Regions from separate parts of the Homo sapiens genome. Here region 2 is linked to region 1. The links are chromatin loops, found by intact Hi-C in ENCODE. Cell type or tissue: psoas muscle. All regions are shown on one strand. Each heading gives the region's core, and the rest is flanking DNA. Links, peaks and the distances in the headings are about the cores only. Region 1 overlaps VIPR2 (vasoactive intestinal peptide receptor 2). Region 2 overlaps VIPR2 (vasoactive intestinal peptide receptor 2).

Region 1 (8,321 bases), core at 160-8,159:
TAATTATACAATACTAATTCCAAATGGAAACTGGAGGCATGGAGCCTATGCCGGCGTCTCCAGCTTCTCCAGAGGTAGGAATGGACACTCAGGTCTCCACTGCATGCTGGTGGATTTGGGAGAGTGTGATCCATCCAAGCCATGCGAAAATCTGCACGACTGAGTCATGGGACAGTGGAGCTTTGTGATATCGCGTGCTTTTAAATCCGAAAGGACAGTCATGATTTAAGGATTTGAAAGTCACACATTTAACATCTGGATTCACAGTCATAGGTCTTAAACCATGATAGCTTGTGCTTCTGAGGTGCACTGAATTCATGCGTGGCTTTCCTAGACTTTATCCCATGGAACCTTCACGTGTCAGGCTATGTAGAGCCCTGAATCTCAAAGGGAGAGCTTGGTCCCAGCAGGTCTCATTATTTTGTATTATATTTTAATAGTTTATTTTCCCTCTTGCTTCTTCAGTTCCAGGTACTGAATAGAAGCTTTACAAAAGATCCCGGTACCGGTAATAGCCCTGGGGCGCCCACTTCACGGGGCCTGCAGGAAGTCCTGGGAAGGGACTGTTTCCACAAGTGGAACAAGTGGGCCCCCCACTGCCCTCGCTGCCTGCCCCTCTCTCCTCATTAAACCTTCAGAGAACACAAAGGAGCCGAGAGCCCCTTTTCTCTCCATCTTCCAAAGAAGACTTTTCAGTATAAAAGGTGCCCTAAATCCTTTGTGATGCCGCCCACAAGCAGCGTGCGCTGACACAAAGCAACGCCGCCGGCCACTGCTGCCTGCAGACAAGAGGCCGACTCTTGTCCTCGTCTCGGGTCCCAAGAACGGGAGTAAGTTTGTGGACTGGCACGCAGACTTGTGTGCGGGGCAGCCCCTGGAGACACAGGCAGCTGCGATGTGAGTGTGTCAGGCAGAGGTTCAGCTTTACGTCAGTGTTAAAGAAAAAAACCTGTGAAGAAACTATTCAAGACATGCAAAAGGAAGTGTTTCCCACGCACCCAGGGCAGGATGCTCGGTGAGGGGTGGTGGAGCCGTAGAGCAAACATCCTTCGAGAGCCAAATGTGCGTGACCTTTGACCTTTCCCCTTCAGGAGTGTACAGTGAGGGAATACTCGGGTAAGCACAGAAACACCTGCAAAAACAACTCACACATTCGCCAGCAGGGAGTCGGTCAAACCAACCAGGCCCAGGCTGTGGAATGTTAGGCGGCGGTTAAAAGTCACGAGATACGCACCTTCAGATGGGAAAGATGGACACCACCTGTCTCAGCGGGAGAAAGACAGCTGCAGAAGCTTCACACAATTTAGCCCGATTCCCACGAATAAACAGAAGAAAGGGCAGACAAGTTTGTACCGACGGAGGAAGGCACTGGGACCCCGCTTCAGTCGGGCACGAGTTTCCCCCAGAGAGGGGAGGAGGCAGGCAGAGGACTTCACTTTCTATGTAATCTTTGCCTACAGAGTTTGACGTTTTGTAACTGTCCTGTATAATTTGTCATCTGAAAGCCTGAAAAAAATAGCCAATTAAAAAGCTGCCATTGGTGATGAGAAAGAACGAAGCTATTGCCACGGGTGGAGGAGGGGCTTCTGCAGATCGGCCCCCGGCCCTGCACCTTCTGCCTCCCATCAGGGCTGAGTCTCCTCAGGCGGCTGAATATTTCCCACCTCAGGCAAATGGACACTAAGCTCCTGAGTCAGACAAAACAGTGACTCCCTGGAGGGCTGTGTGCCCAGCCCCTTCTCCCCCTTCCCACCTGCTTTGCTCTTAGGAAAGTCACCAAAGGCTGGTTGGTGTGGCTCATTCTAGGTTTGACTCCTTAGGAATGTGGCTTTTACCAGCGTGCTGTATCCCTCCTGACAACACAGCCATCTGGTGGAGCGTGGAGTTCATTGGAAATGCATTTTATTTGCTTGTAGCATACATGTGGCTAAGGCTCAGCACACACGGAGATTCGCATATGTGTGCACACGCCCCACGCACACACCCACACACGCATGTGCATCACATGAACGCGCGTGCACACACACACTCCTGCACTCAGTCCTGCTCTATTAACAGGTTCTTGGGCTCTGCAGAGCTGACAGAGGCCGTGTTGGGTGCGGCAGGACAAGGCTGGGCGTGCAGGCGCCTCCTCCACAGGGCACTGCTCATGCGTCACAGCTGCCAGACGGAGGCTCCCCAATGGCGACGCTCTGACAGGGGTCCGTGACTCTCCTCAGGGAGAGGTGGCTGTTTCCAATGTCCTCCCTGGTGCCCTGTGGCTGGCAGGACCCTGCCCACCCTCTCCCTCCCCGTCCAAGCTCTGTTTTCATCTGAATGCAGCAGCCACGACTAACACGCCAAGTGTGTCCTCCATGCTCCAGAGCCTCAGATCTGGTCAGAGCAAGTTCTTACTCAGCATGCAGATGTGAAGTCAGGCTTTATTGAAGTATTTACACAGCTCATTCCCGCCACGTGGAGGAGTCTGCGACATTCCACACACAATGACAGTTAAAGACACCTGCTGACCACTGGGTCCTGCTTCCCCTGCTCACCAGGCATCTGTCAGGAAACAGCCGGCCCCTCTACCAGGAGAAACCAGTCAGCTCCGCTGAACAGTGGCACATGTGCGGTTGAGGGGAGATTGTCCCCTGAGCACACCTGATGACTGATGACTGCCCACACCCAACCACCGACCATCAACAACCAGTGCCTGGTAACCACCTGACACGTCCACTCACGCCCACTTCCTCAGCGTCCCCTCTGGGTCACAGCTCAGTGTCGGCACCTGGCCACTGACCCAACACCTTCAGTTACCACAAATCTTTGTTTCCTCAAAAACCTGAGAGTAGGTGGGGGATGCTCCCTTTTGTCCTTTGAAAGCTGGGCAAGGCTGGGGGTGGGTCTGTCCAAACCCTACAGGGGAGGAACAGCCGAGGGGCCGCACTGAACCTGGGGTCTGCAGCGTCCACCTGCCTCCCTCTCGCTCCACATGCTCAGCCGTCCTTTCCTGGGCACCTGGCCTGGGCCGTTTACTCCCCAGTATCCGTCTGTGATGGATCCTCTGCGGCCCCCAGAAATGGTGGGTTGTTCTGTAGATCCGACCGCCTCACCTGTCTCCCCAAACCAACCTCGGGTTCATTCTCCCAGAAGTCCAGGGATGAGCTTGTTGCAGCAGAGGGGTGTGGCCGGCGTGGCCCAGGGTGTGCAGGACAGGGTGCGGACCTTTGGGGATTGAGGGGTCTCTGGACACTGCTGCTTTGCTGTCCTAACAGCCCCTCTGTCCGGCCTCATTTTACCGGGGATATGGGTTTTGCAAACCAAGGTGACACTGACAGGATGTGTGAGCTTCCCTGTGGCTGCCTCCCGGCACAGCTGTCCCGACCTTTGACATCGCGCCCCAGCTGGGGTCTGTGATGCCACCAATGCACAGGAACAAGACATTCATTTTTAAGGGAAAAGTGGAGTCAAATGTGCTCAGAACAACTGAGTCCCACAGTCGGGGCACCTGGGCCAGGGCTGGGCAGCTTGCTGAGGTCCATCGAGCGCTGTGGGGGCCAGGGCTTGGCACACACATGGAGACTGTGCCCTGATATCCCCACCCTTCTGCAGCTGGCTCAGCAACGTCCCCAGACACCCTCCCCACATCTGCAAACCACCCTTCGCCTGAAGGAGCAGCCGCTAGGGCTGCTGAGCGCCAGCTCTGGGGAGGAGGGCTTGAAACAGTTTTATATGTTGTTAAAATAATTCTTATCCTAAGATTATTTTTGTTAAAAAGAGAATAGGTTTCCGGTTCCCACTCAGCTGTATCCCGCACCCCACGTAACCCCATCACCAGGGGCCCGCAGGCCTGGCCGCAGCTGGCCTGGGGCTGAGCGTCAGGCTCTGCGGCTCCCACAGGGCGGCAGGTGACCTCCTGAGGCAGAGCCAGAGCTGCTGAGGGTCCCACGGAACACCTGTGTGGAGAGGTCCCCTCCTTCATGACCTTGCTCTCCTGATCTGGTTGTCTCCTCAGCCCGCCTTCCGTGGGGAGGCAAAACAGCCCTGTGGAGTTGGGTGGGGCAGGGCTCAGCCGGGCCGGGTGGGCGCCCCAAGAGAGAGGACGGGCTGCCCTCCTGTTGATTTCTCCTGGTCCTAACGTCAGGGGGGCCCTGACTGGCTTCCCTCTGTCCTGCAGATGAGGGGGCTACCCTTATGGGACCTGGGAGGCCGCCCTGATGTGGGACGGATGTCACCCGGTGGTCGCCCAGGCTCGTGCTGGGCCACACAACTGCGTTTCCACATTTCCTCCTTGGCTCCCCTATTCTCTTGGGCCGGGCGCAGTGGCTCACGCCTTAATCCCAGCACTTTGGGAGGCCGAGGCGGGCCCATCACGAGGTCAGGAGATCGAGACCATCCTGGCTAACATGGTGAAACCCTGTCTCTACTAAAAATACAAAAAATTAGCCAGGCGTGTTGGCGGGCGCCTGTAGTCCCAGCTATGGGAGGCTGAGGCAGGAGAATGGCGTGAACCCGGGAGGCGGAGCTTGCAGGGAGCAGAGATCAGGCCACTGCAGTCCAGCCTGGGCGACAGAGCGAGACTCCGTCTCAAAAAAAAAAAAAAAAAAAAAAGTGGATCCACTATACGGCTGAAACACATTTTGCACAAGATTATCTAAATGCTGGAGTTTAAATCGAGTCAATGACAACACGACTCCAATTCCAGGTATGGGGTTTAGTGGACAACCAGCTTGACGGAGTCAGGACCGCGCTGACCTGCCCGACACGGTGCTCGGGCATCTGGAAGGAGGAAGCCGGCGTCTCAGCCCCGCAGAAGCCCCGAACCGTGGGCCTCCCGCCGCGTCCGACAGGCAGGGGTGGGGCTAGATGACCGAGGTCTCCGTTTGCAGGAAGGACTGGGCGCGGGAGCCGCGGTGGAACTGCAGGGCGCCCTCCGAGCCGTTGCGGGAGAAGGAGGAACCGCAGACCCTGTAATCCCGGCTCGCGGACGGGGTCGGGCACCGGCTTCGCCATTTTCGCTTCAGCTCGCACTGCACCTGGGAGGTGAGGGCAGCGGGAACGCCCGTGAGCCTGGGCAGGTGCGGGCGGCTGCTATGGGAAGCGCGGCCCGCGAGCCTCCAGCTCTCCCTCCCGCCTGCTCCCGTATCTGTGTTGCCAGCAGATGGACAGAAACAGAAACGGCCTTGGGGGCAGAGGCTGGAGGGAGCGGGAACTGGACGGCCACAGGAGGGCGGGGGACGCTGCCAGACTCTAAGACTGTGCGTGGGTGGTTCGGGGATCGCCACTGCCGCGGTAAGCGCAGTCCCACAGTCTCAGATAGTTAATATTTCTCTGAAAAGATTTTCCTTAGCAGCCGGGGTTGTGACGGTGCTGGGCCTCCGTCTCCTTCCCTGTTCCCAGCGGGCAGGGAATGTTAGCCCTGGGAGGGGGTGGGGATGAGTGAGGGGTGCCCGGACGGCAGAGGAGGGAGGAGGACAAGTGGCACTACTCGGGCTCAGCTTTGCAGAAGCCGTGCTGGTGAAAGCTGCATGTCAAGCAAAGAAAGCGCCAGCAACCGCAGCGTGGGGCGGGAGGGTCAGGGGTCAGGGGACGGGGCCAGGCCGTTGGAGCAGCCCGGAGACAGCCTCCCTGGCTGGGAATGAACGCAGGGCAGAGCTCGGCTCCGGGCTTCCTCCCCAGGGACTCACAGGACGCTGTGCAGCCCCACCCCCCAACCCAGGCCCGGCTTTCTGGGACTCACAAGCTATGGTCAGGAGCGAGACGCCGACCATGGGGAAAAACAGATTCTGTCTAGACCCGGCCGGGAGCTTTCCCGAGAGGGCTCCGAGACGGACGGCAGTCGATGCTACTTAGGGTGGACGGAAGGACGGCGGGGTTTGGAAGCTGGGCCCAGAAGAGTGGGTTTGCCTGTGTCGTTGTGGGTTCTCTGATGGGGACACAGAACTGTGGGGTCCCGGGCAGTAACTCGAGCCCGCGGAAGACAGGCATGTGTGGGGGCTGCGGCACCAGGCTGGGCAGCATCTCAGGAAGCAAGTGAGTACCTGTGCTTGGTTCCAAGGCGGCCATGAACTTACCTCACTGTTCAGGAAACAGTAGAGGACGGCCACCACCAGGCCCTGCAATGAGAAGAGATGGTCAGGCAGGACCCGCGCTCGGGGGAGGGCGGCCGCCTCCGCACACCTACCTGGAACGACCCGAGGCACAGCTCAAACAGTATCTGGTATTTGGAGGAGATGCTGATGGGAAACACGGCAAACACCATGTAGTGGACGCCGAACAGCGGGATAAGCAGGAGCGTGGACTTGGCCAGCCTCCTGCACAGAAGGAGATGAGCCAGCTCAGCTGCTGGACCCTCGGACCCTCTGCAAGCCTGGCTGGGTCCTTCTCAGGAGGGGGCAGCTGGGTGTGGGAGGGGCTCCACACCTCCTCTCCACTGCTGGAGTCCCCGCCCAACAAGAAAAACCACTGTTTCTTTACGTTTATGTCTGAGGCCCCTGTGCATATCTAGCACTCAGGGCCTGGGAACGTGCATTCCGGAAGTGTCCGTTTCTCCCAAATTCCCTCACAAGGACACACGCTGTGTCCTGGGGTTCATGGCTGGCAGGGGCAAGATTCCCTGTGAGTGACCCCAAACCTACACAGGCCCCGCCTGGGAGCCCGGCCCATCCTGAGGCAGGCATGGGACAAGAAGGCTGGCCTCCACCGCTGCCACACGCAGGTTTAAATGATGAGAACCGATCCTGCTCCCGGACCTGCAGCTCGTAACAGCTGGGCTCCGTGGGAGCCAGGTCCCTCAGTCAGCGGCAGAGGACCTGCCTGATTCCCTCTATTAACGCATCTGAAGTTTGCTGGAAAAGAGGCCTATCTGCGGCTGAGCTCTTGGCCCCTATCCAGGGAGGTTTTGCTACTTCTGTGACCAGAGTTACACAGAAAGGACCTCGTGTGGCCTCAAGGGTGTCTCGGCCTTTTCTGTTGTCCTGGAAAGGGAACAGATTTTGTTTCCAAATAAAAGCATCCATCTCCAAGTTCAATTTAACAAACACTCCCAAAGAACCAATGCAAAGGTCAGCATAGAAACTAAACAAGATTCACAGGAAATCCAAGTTCAACCTGAAAGGCAACCAAGAACGATCTTATTCGGGGGTCTCTGCCACACAGGCACCACCGGACTCCCCTGAGCAGGGACAAGGTCATGCTGCCATGCGGGGTCTGACATGGAATCCCATCCCTCGTGTGGGCAAGCAGAGACGGGATACTCCCTGGATTTAGACACTACACAGCAGAATTAGATTCTCTGGTTTACCAGACTCTTTTGCAATACTCTGGTGCCAGGCAGCAAATATCCGGCAAATATAGACTGCATTGATCCTCCTGACCTTAGTGACATTATTACTTCCATGTTACAGATGGGGAAGCTGAGGCATGGAGTGGCAAAGTGACTTCCCTCAGGGCACTGGCCGGTATCTGCACCCAGCTTTGGGGCTGTTGGCCATGCTCCTGTCTAACCGCCCCTCCCCAAATCCATCCCTGTTTTCTAAGGTGGGAGAAAAGGGAAATGCAGGCCAGGCACCCTCCTAGGCTGGGCGGCAGGGTTCCTGCCATGGTACAGCTCTGTGCACAGCCGCCCTTCCACCCCCGGTCAGTCTGAGCCCGAGGCACCTTCTGGGCTGGGCCAACCACTTCCACACCAAGCCAGTGTTTAGTTTATACTTGAATTTTGGTTTTTACCTTTTTAAAAAAAAATAAATTCTTGATATAAATTTATGGAGTCTTTGCATTACTTTATAGATTCCCCGGATCATCATGAATTAGCTGGATGACTGGGGGTGACTGGCTGAACGTCTGCCCTGTCTTCATCTACTGAAGGGAGATCACAATGCCATCTTCATGTAATCACGTGGGCAGGAAACGCTTTCTGAATTTTTATTAAGTACAAGGCCTGGTATTAGGGCTGGCAGTAGACACACGGCCATGGACACATGGCCATGTCTGAGGGGGAGACAGAATTAAATGTAAAATAAAAAATACTGTGTGGTCAAGGAGAAAAAGACAGGCTGTATAACATGTAAGTGGGCGGATGCTTAAACAAGCAAGTTCACTGGAGAGGACTTTCTTCTGGCCTTGAAATAAAAGAAATGGTGCCTGACTTCCACAGTTGCCAAGGCCAGAAGTGCCCCTGCTGAGTCCTCCCAGGTCATCAGGTGCAGAATCACACCCTATCTAGATGGCGGGTGTTTTAAACCACCAAATTTTGGAGTGATTTGTTACTTCGCCAGGGAAATGCTGTCCAGGGCCTCTCTGAGCCTTGGGCAGGAGCAGAGCCCTGGGGCCCAGCCTCGAGG
Region 2 (8,321 bases), core at 291-8,290, 67 kb after region 1:
GAATCTGACACTCATGAAGCCGAGAGCACCAGGTGTGACAGGAGCGGGTCTTACCCTGTCCCCTCCAGATGGGCCCAGCCACCATGTTCTAATCTGAGGTCAGGAGGAGGGGACAGCGACCTGAGTACCCCATTTATCCTCTCCTCTGGGATTTTCTCCTCAAGATGACAGGGTGAGGAGGGGTTCTGGGTTCTGGTCTGGCACTGCCCTTTGAGATATTTATCTTCAAATATTCATTTCCTTTCCCATTTTAAACTGAAGAGTCTTGACTCATTCCAAATTGTACAGCCTCTGGCATCAAAATAACTTGAACCAGATCACCAAAATAACCTCCTTCCATGGGCAATTTCGGGATGCTTTTTGGCAGGAGGCTGTTTTCTTTTCTTTTCTTTTTTTTTTTTTTTTTTGAGACTGAGTCTCGCTGTGTTGCCCAGGCTGGAGTGCAGTGGTGCAATCTTGGCTCGCTGCAAGCTCCGCCTCCCGGGTTCGGCTGTTCTCAGAGATTTGTGTGTCTGCCAGAGGGAGGTGGTCGGTGTTTGCAACGTGGCTTTCTGCTTGGAAGGACTGTGGCTCCGTGTCTCAGAGTTCTGGGCCTTGGGTGTCTCATGGGCCTGGTGCTGGGCAGCAGCGTGGAGCTGCCAGCAAGAGCAGCCTCCCTTCTGCTCTCAAGACTCAGGCCTTGGGAACAAGGCTGTGACTGTTGTTACCCACACACGCATGTGAGTGTGCAGCCTCTCCGGGGAGAGTGGGTGACCTGGGGGAGTCAAGGCAGGTGGAACAAGCCATCCACTTCTGCACTGGTGCCGTCCACTCAGAGAACCCGTCTAGCAGCGGAGATGCTGCTCCCAAGCTGAGAGATGTGGTCCTGCGGGGGCTGGTGGGGGCAGAAGACATTTCCTCAAGACACTGGCAGTTACTGGAGGAAGGTGAGAGGTAAACGTCATTATATTTTTAAAAACACTGTAGACTTTGAGAACTTTGTGTGCTCATTTACTTTTCCTTAGGTTGAGACTGAAAACGTCAACACAGGAGGCTGGTCTCGTCCATCTTCTCAGAGGTCATCCTTCAGGGAAATGGGAAACTCAGACCAACCGTGTTTTAAGAAGCGTCCTTTAGTAGAAGTCAGGGCAGGCACCGCGGCTCCACGCTTACTTTCGAGGGTGCTGGCGGGTGTGGCTGGAGCTCACTCTCACTGCCGGAAGTGAGGAGCCTCTCCAACTCACTCAGGGGAGATTTTTAAAAATAGTCTTATTTCTCACAAAAATAACCACTTCCCTGGGCTGAAAACTCCCCTGGAGTCTGTCAGTGCAGAGCAGCGCTGGGCTCAGGATCCGAGATGGGAGCGAGGAGCTGTTCCACCCACAACAAGCAGGTGCCCACAGCGTCCCTGGGTCCAGACATGGAAGACCCCACAGCGTCCCTGGGTTCGGAGATGGGAGACCCCGCAGCGTCCCTGGGTCCGGACATGGGAGACCCCGCAGCGTCCCTGGGTCCGGAGATGGGAGACCCCGCAGCGTCCCTGGGTCCGGACAGGGGAGAGGCCCTGCAGCGTCCCTGGGTCCGGACATGGGAGAGGCCCCGCAGTGTCCCTGAGTCTCCTGGACAGCGGCCACCCCATGCCCAGTGCTGACGGGCGCCCCTCGTGACTCCCTCTTTCAGGGCTGGTGGTCATGTCTGCGTGATGGAAAGGGAGCAGGAAGCTGAAGGGTAGGATGGGGAACAGGCTCACATCTGTGATGGGAAAGTCTGCCTTGACCTCTCAAGGAAAGGCTCAATTTTTAGGGGAATGATTTCCAAATCATTTAAGAGGCCCCAAGAGGAGAGATGCAGAGGAGGGGATGGTCTCTCACTGCAGCCCTGGTCTCATTCTCCACAGGGGAGGCTCCTCCCCTCTGCTCCATCCCCATGGGAGCCAGGGCCTCGCCTCTGCCATCTGGGATGTGAAACCTGTGGCTTCACTTCCAGACTCAGCAGAGGAAGAGGCCACGGGGTCTCTGATGAGCACGTGGAATCTTGCCCCTTAAATCTTGCTGTCTGAGGAATGGGGACATCATTTAGACACAGGCCAGAGAGTGCCCAAGGCCCAAGGAAAGTTGAGCCCATGGCTGCTTCTGACATCAGCCACTAGCTAAGCTCAGCCCTCAGGAGCCCTTGGAGCCCCTGACCCGTCAGCCAGGGCTGGCACTCAGGAACCAGAGCTGCTGGGAGGCCCAGGTCGTGGCCACGTGCACAGGCACCGGAGACATCCTTGGGTGGCCTCCTGTTCCTCCTCTGAATAAGGGCTGGTTTCCCAGAGAAGAGTGTGCACTGCTGTTACCCCAAGTGAGCCTGCGGTGATAATTGCAGTGTGATTTTGCAGCTTCTTTGCAGGGTGGCATCCGGCTCTGGTGGTGACGTTTTAAAGACGAAGATCCTGCGTGTACACGGCTGTGAGGCAGACAGCCCGTAATCAGTGCGACTCCATGCCGTGCCACACACCTTATTTTAAGCCACGTGTTTCCTTTATGGTATGTCCAAGTTAGAGGGAGAACTTATTTTCTTTTAAAATCCAAACATGACATTTCTGAAGTATAGAAACAGAGACATTTGGAGCTTTTTATCCCATTGAGACCTAGTTCATGCACAGAGTTTAGGATTAAAAAAGGCAACTGACCTAGGAAGTGGGGGCCTTTGCTTTGCTAGCAAATATTTGTACTTTGCTTTAAAACATGTGCCTGGCAGATCTCCTGAACCTAGTCCCAAGGAGACATCAGATAGACCCCAGCAAAGCCACTTCGTGAAATGAGAGGGCTGAGGTCTCTGAGGGCATCACGGCCACAAAGATGGAGAGGGGCTAGGGAGAGTTCCAGATTAAAGCCGGGGAGCCACCACAACCACACACAGCGCACTATCCTGGCCTGGAGTCTATGAAATCGGAGCCGAGACAGCAAATCATATGACAGCATTAGTGAAAATGGGACATTTCCTAAATTTGATGACACTACTGAAGAGATTTAAGAGACCAGCCCTGCTTTTAGGGGATTCCTAACATTTAAGGGGTGAAAAGGCGTGTGTGCAAGTGACTGTGTGCTGCACACACCCAGTGTGAGGGCCGGGCAAATGCTCACAGCCGGTGACAGGGCTCACAGTCGGGGAACCTGGCCCTGTTCTTGCAACTAACTTCAAAACAGCTGCTAAGAAAGATACAGCAGAGAGAATGTGACAACTGAGTTTCCTCTTTGTACTGACAAAGTCTGGGGTTCAAAGGCAAAGCACGTATAAATTTAAGTGGTTTTTTTAGTACTTAAAATTTGATTTTTGTAAATATAAAACCAATATATTCTTATTTTTGAAAAAGCAGAAAATAGAGCAAAAGGACTATTAAGAGGGAGAACAGGAGTGTCACCGGAAGCCCCAGACTCAAGGCCCTGCTGTTCTGCCCCCTTGGCCGTTATCCAGCCCACGGTGGTCTCCACGAGCCCCTGCTCCTGTCCAGGCTCCAAATCACATCGACATGACAGTTGGTGCCGACCTGACAGGCAGTAGGTGAATCCCTTCAAAACTCTTCCTTCTCTCTTTTTTTTTTAAGTCTTTAACAGACCTCCCTAGAACCCTGAAATTTGGGTTTCCACACTTTCTTCAATACAGTTGTTTCTGAGGACCATAAATGCTGAGTCCTGAAGCATGTGCTGTGTGTCCTGGAGGGGCCAGTGTGGTGTGTGGTGTATGATCTGGAGGCTCCCCGGGGGCTCCTGGCAACAAGCTGCAGGACGCACACCTTCTCAGAACCAGCGCCCCTGCCCCACCCACCTGTGGAGCCCAAGAGCCAGCTGCTGGGTGCCCAAGCTGAACATCTGCCGCCCACATACAGACCTCCCCTTAAGGGGAGCAGCAGGGAGGCTGGACCCTTCCCCAGAGCACAATGCCGGAGGTCCCACCCAAGGCTGCCCAAGCCCAAAGACAGGCCTCCTATCCATCGAGGCCCGGAGAGTTTCAACCCCTGCCTGGGGCCACACACTCCTTCATGCAGAGCCTGGTGTGCAGACCCTGCTGCCTTGGATGGTCCATCCTGGGTCAGGCACGTACCTCCCCTCCTCCGGCATCGGCCAGCTCCATGCCCAGAAGCGCCTGGCGCACCGCTGTGTTTCCTACAGGTCCGCTGCCCTGTGCTGCACATCATCCTGGTGTGCTCCTCCATCCTTCCACCTTCCTGATCATGTGGACCTCTAATTCCTTCACCTTCATCTCCCTCCCATTAGGAGAATCTTCCCTAGCGGATTCCTTTAGAACTTAAAGAACTTGGAGACCCAATCGCCATCCCCAGGCACCAGCGTATCTGTGCATTTCCTTCTTAACCTCCTTCCCTGGTCCCGTATCTCCTTTGGCCCTGAAAAGACTCATCCATTTATTTGGAAAGTATTAAGCATCACATGCACAGGTTAAAACTAAACAGCAGAAAAGTGCTCATAATCCTGTCTGGTTGTGCCAGGTGACAGCTGAATGATTTCTGCCTGTGGCCAGATTTCTGCCCCTGCCTGAGGTCAGTCTCGTGGCCCCCGCAGCAGCCACAGGCCCAGCTCTTGTCCCGGCCCACCTCGGGATGCTTCCGCCGTACTGTGTCCATGGCTGAGACCACCCTCTCTGTGGCCGCCTTGCTGTCCCCGTTCCCATCACTCGATGAGCCAATGCCCTCGTGGCTGGCATTGAGCTTGGCACCTGCTGGGCCTGAGGACCATGAGGGGAGGCTTCCTTCAGAAAAGCTGCTGCTCTCAGAGGTGATTTGGGGCAGGCCGCTCTGGGGGTCTCTGGCAGGCTCCTCCTGGCACCCTGGGAGGCTGGTGTGTCCTTGCAGGGTTGCAGGAGGGTTGGCGGGATGATCAGATGGTGCCTCCCACAAAGGCATCTGCAGTGCCAGCTGCTGTGATCTTTGTCACCAGGGATGGGAGCCCTGGGGAGTGAAGTTTGCCATCAGTGGGAACGAGTCACTGCGGTGGCCTGAGTGCTGGAGGAGGGCAGAGGCTTATTTTTAGGGATGTGGCGTAACACGGAAGAAATGTGTGCACTTGAAGCATGGGGAGGCCGAAATGCCAAACAGTTCTCTTGGCTAAATTTAGCAGACGTGCTCTTTATGTAAGAACGGAGTTAACCAGTATGTAACACAGAAGACTTACGGGAGCCGGCCCCCTCGCGTGCCCACCACGGTGTGCTGCTGAGGCCATTCCCGGGAACGCCACACTCCGCCCTGGCCACCTCCACCACAGAAGCAATGGCAGGGCTGTGAGTGCCCAGGGTGTTAGAGATTCTACTGCCTTGCCCCTGCCTGACCCTGACTCAAGGAGGGAGGCCCCCACTCTGTGCTCTTTCATCAGTGCCCAAGATGAAATCCAAATCACCAAGGAGAATTCCCACTCCTTTTGGGCTTTTGACACAACGTATGCTTTTCAGTGCCTTGTTTCAAGAAACAGGCTTGAAGAGGCACCTTTCAGAAGCTGAGCAGCAATTGTAGCCAGTTGGGACACACAGACCAAGATTTCTGGGTCTGATCCCAGGAGTGGGATAGGGCGGGCAACAGGGCTTTGTGCAAAGTCACTCAGCCATCGGTGAGTGACAGCTGGGTGGGTTCTCAGGCCTGGACTGCTGAGGCCAAGGCTTCTGGCCTCTCGTGTAAGGATTCCAGGCTCTGACTCCAACTGGCACCAGCTGGGAACGTGCTGGAAAGGCAGGGTCTCAGCCCCCACACAGACCCACTGGGCCAGAGCCCGCACCACGATCAGTCCCAGGAGCTCCTCCGTGGCCTCTTGGAAGCCTGAGCCCTGCCGGGGCAAGCGGAATCCCCAGCCTCACACCAGCCCGGCCACTGCCGCTCCCGTCCTCTGCCTGAGCTGTTCTGTTTTCCACGCAGTGGGAACCCCGGCCCCCATCCATCAGCACAGAAGAGTTGTGATGGGATGAAGGGCAGGGCAGGGCAGGGCCGGGTGGTCGGGCCCCAGCACACGGCTCGGGGAGCCTCCCACACTTGGTGATCCCGAGCCCTCAGTCTGCTGGTGGTGGTGCTCGAGAACTGTGGCTTACAGTGCGGGTGGGCAAGCGGAGAGGAGCAGCTGTGGAGGGCAAGGACTGGGGCCATTGCTCCTTGATACACTGTGGATGAAACCCTTTACTCAGTGAAGACCTAAGACTCCCCCAGGCCTGAAAGCTGGTCTTGGCAGGAAGAGGACACAGACGGGAAGACCTTGGACAGGGAGACTGATCCCTGGCTGGCTTATCTGCTTCAGGATCTGACTGCAGCAGGTGAGACCCCAAATAAAGGCCCAGACCATGGCCACGGCTGGTGCGGCCCCTTGGGCTCCAGGTCCAGATGAGATGCAGCTGCTCAGCAGTGCCCAGGGCTGCCCTAGAGCCCTCTGGTCCGCAGAGCCCTTCTCCTCCCAGGGGCTCCCACACCCACATCTCTGCTGATTCCCTCACACATGTAGCCAAGTCTGTGGCTTCTGTGGAGGCTAATTTTTTTTCTCGAATTTAATTAATTTCGAAAACAATAAACAATAATGATTGCACACACAACACCCAGGGCAGACTTTGGCCCTGTGCAAGCAGGAAACACAACTAAAAATGTGAATCTGGGAAGCAAGTGGGCCTGATGGGACGAAGCGTGAGCTCCGGGCAGGAGAAACTCTGTTCAGTTCAGCTCCCAGGCAGCCCTGCGCTCGCCGGTGGGCAGAGCCGGCCCAGGACCGTGCATGTCCACCCCGTGGCTGCCTGGGGCCTGTTCTGGTGCTTGCAGCCTCCAGAGCCGCCTGTGCTATGTGCTGTTGCTTCGTCTTGGAAGCGAGTCCCTAAACCAACCAAGTATTCAAAGTATTCAACGAGCAGAAACTGCAACAGGAAGAAAAATTATTCATTTTGGTTTTGTGCCATCCTTTTCTTTGCTTTCTCACTTTAAAATATTTTGACTTTCTAATCCCTTAGCAGTGAATATGCACTTATAATATTTGCAGAATCTCTGAAATGTTTAATTAAGAAGAAAAATAGTTCTTCAGACTAAACAGCAAAGCATCAGGGGATCACAGAGCCACTATGCTCACGCAGGCAGGGTTTACTTACAGGCCTCGATGAAGGACCAGTGGACCCAGAAGAGCTTGCCACGTGTCCCTGGGATGCCTCACAGGGTGTGCCCAGGAGGAGACAGGAGATAAGGAGCTTGGGCATGACTCTGTGGGCTGACATTGCCACAGCAGGCGGCGGCTGTCACTGCCTCCCAGATCCACATCACTCTTTATAACCCAGGCTGGGGCTCAGAAAGGAGGTTCCCAGGGAATGCTTATTGAATAAAGGAAGGAGAGAATGAACGACGGAGCCTGCACATACGGGGCTCTGGGTGACGCTGCTGGGGGCCTTGGTCTCTGCTCTTCACCAGCACCTCTGTCCTAATGTCTCCCAGGCACAGTTGCCGGCTAGGTGCAGACGAAGATGAAGACTCAGAGGTGGTGCCTCCAACACACCGGGGATCCCACCTGGACCTTGAAATCCCCCCCAGGCCACAGAAGCCCCTGAGACCCCTGGCTGCTCCCTTTCCTATGGAAGCCTGGGGCAGATGGTATTATCACTGCTGTGATCTCACACACCAGAGCCGCTGTCAGCCATGGTGTGTGATGACAGAGGCCGCAATGTTCCCCCTCTCCCTGGCTGAGCTGGGTGCAGCCATGCGCCCCAGGATCCTCCCTGAGGACCTTCCTCAAGGGCTCACAGCCATGCGTGCTGGAGCTGGGCCCCCAACACTCAACTCAGTCTTCTCTCAACTCCACTGGATGCCATGGGGGACAGCGCATCTTAGACGGGCCCACAGGTCAATGTGGTCCCCAGCCAGGCGACTCCTGCAGGTGCCTTCAACCCACTCAGGGAGGGCGGTGGGGCCAGGAGCTGTCCCGACCAGATGGCAACAAGCAGACTGCATGGGAATCAGACTACCAGGGCCTGGCTGTGGCTGCTCACCAGTGGGGAGCACACCTCACCACTCCCCTAAGCCTCAGCTTCTCCATCCATGCAGTGAGTTGTTTTCAAGCCTAACTAAAGTAACACAGTGACAGTGGGCTCACAGTAACACCTGCCAATGCCAGCCAGCACCACCTTATCCACTGAACACAATGACAGTGGGTTCACAGTAACACCCGCCAATGCCAGCCAGCACCACCTTATCCACTGAACACAGTGACAGTGGGCTCACAGTAACACCTGCCCATGCCAGCCAGCACCACCTTATCTGCTGAACACAATGACAGTGGGTTCACAGTAACACCTGCCAATGCCAGCCAGCACCACCTTATCCACTAGCCACGTGATAT

What was found. A loop is a pair of places that touch in the nucleus more often than their neighbours do. Peaks named below come from ENCODE experiments on the same cell type or tissue, not always from the same donor. Only the 100,000 strongest peaks of a DNase experiment are listed, where the experiment ranks them.
Region 2: it touches region 1 in a loop (2.7-fold over the local background); 6 of 110 quality-filtered maps call a loop at or near these places.

The regions. Positions count from the first base shown.
Region 1 is chr7:159,025,775-159,034,095 of GRCh38, forward strand. VIPR2 (vasoactive intestinal peptide receptor 2) reads right to left here. Exons shown (of 13, transcript NM_003382.5): 11 at 6,164-6,293; 12 at 6,054-6,095; 13 at 2,401-5,015. The coding sequence ends at 4,842. It overlaps LINC00689 (long intergenic non-protein coding RNA 689), which reads left to right. Exons shown (of 5, transcript NR_024394.1): 5 at 1-464. Among named protein-coding and RNA genes, the nearest start is that of LINC00689, 22 kb to the left of the region's middle. RefSeq lists enhancers at 2,394-3,322, 5,441-6,093. In psoas muscle, for the core only: a CTCF peak has its summit at 4,932; DNase peaks (open chromatin) are centred at 4,917, 5,197 and 5,627; H3K4me3 peaks cover 1,590 bases; H3K27ac peaks cover 1,912 bases.
Region 2 is chr7:159,092,262-159,100,582 of GRCh38, forward strand. The region is part of intron 4 of VIPR2 (vasoactive intestinal peptide receptor 2); the gene reads right to left. Among named protein-coding and RNA genes, the nearest start is that of VIPR2, 48 kb to the right of the region's middle. RefSeq lists an enhancer at 3,368-6,410. In psoas muscle, for the core only: no CTCF peak of the experiment used is centred there; DNase peaks (open chromatin) are centred at 4,940, 5,597, 6,730 and 7,180; H3K4me3 peaks cover 5,592 bases; H3K27ac peaks cover 7,394 bases.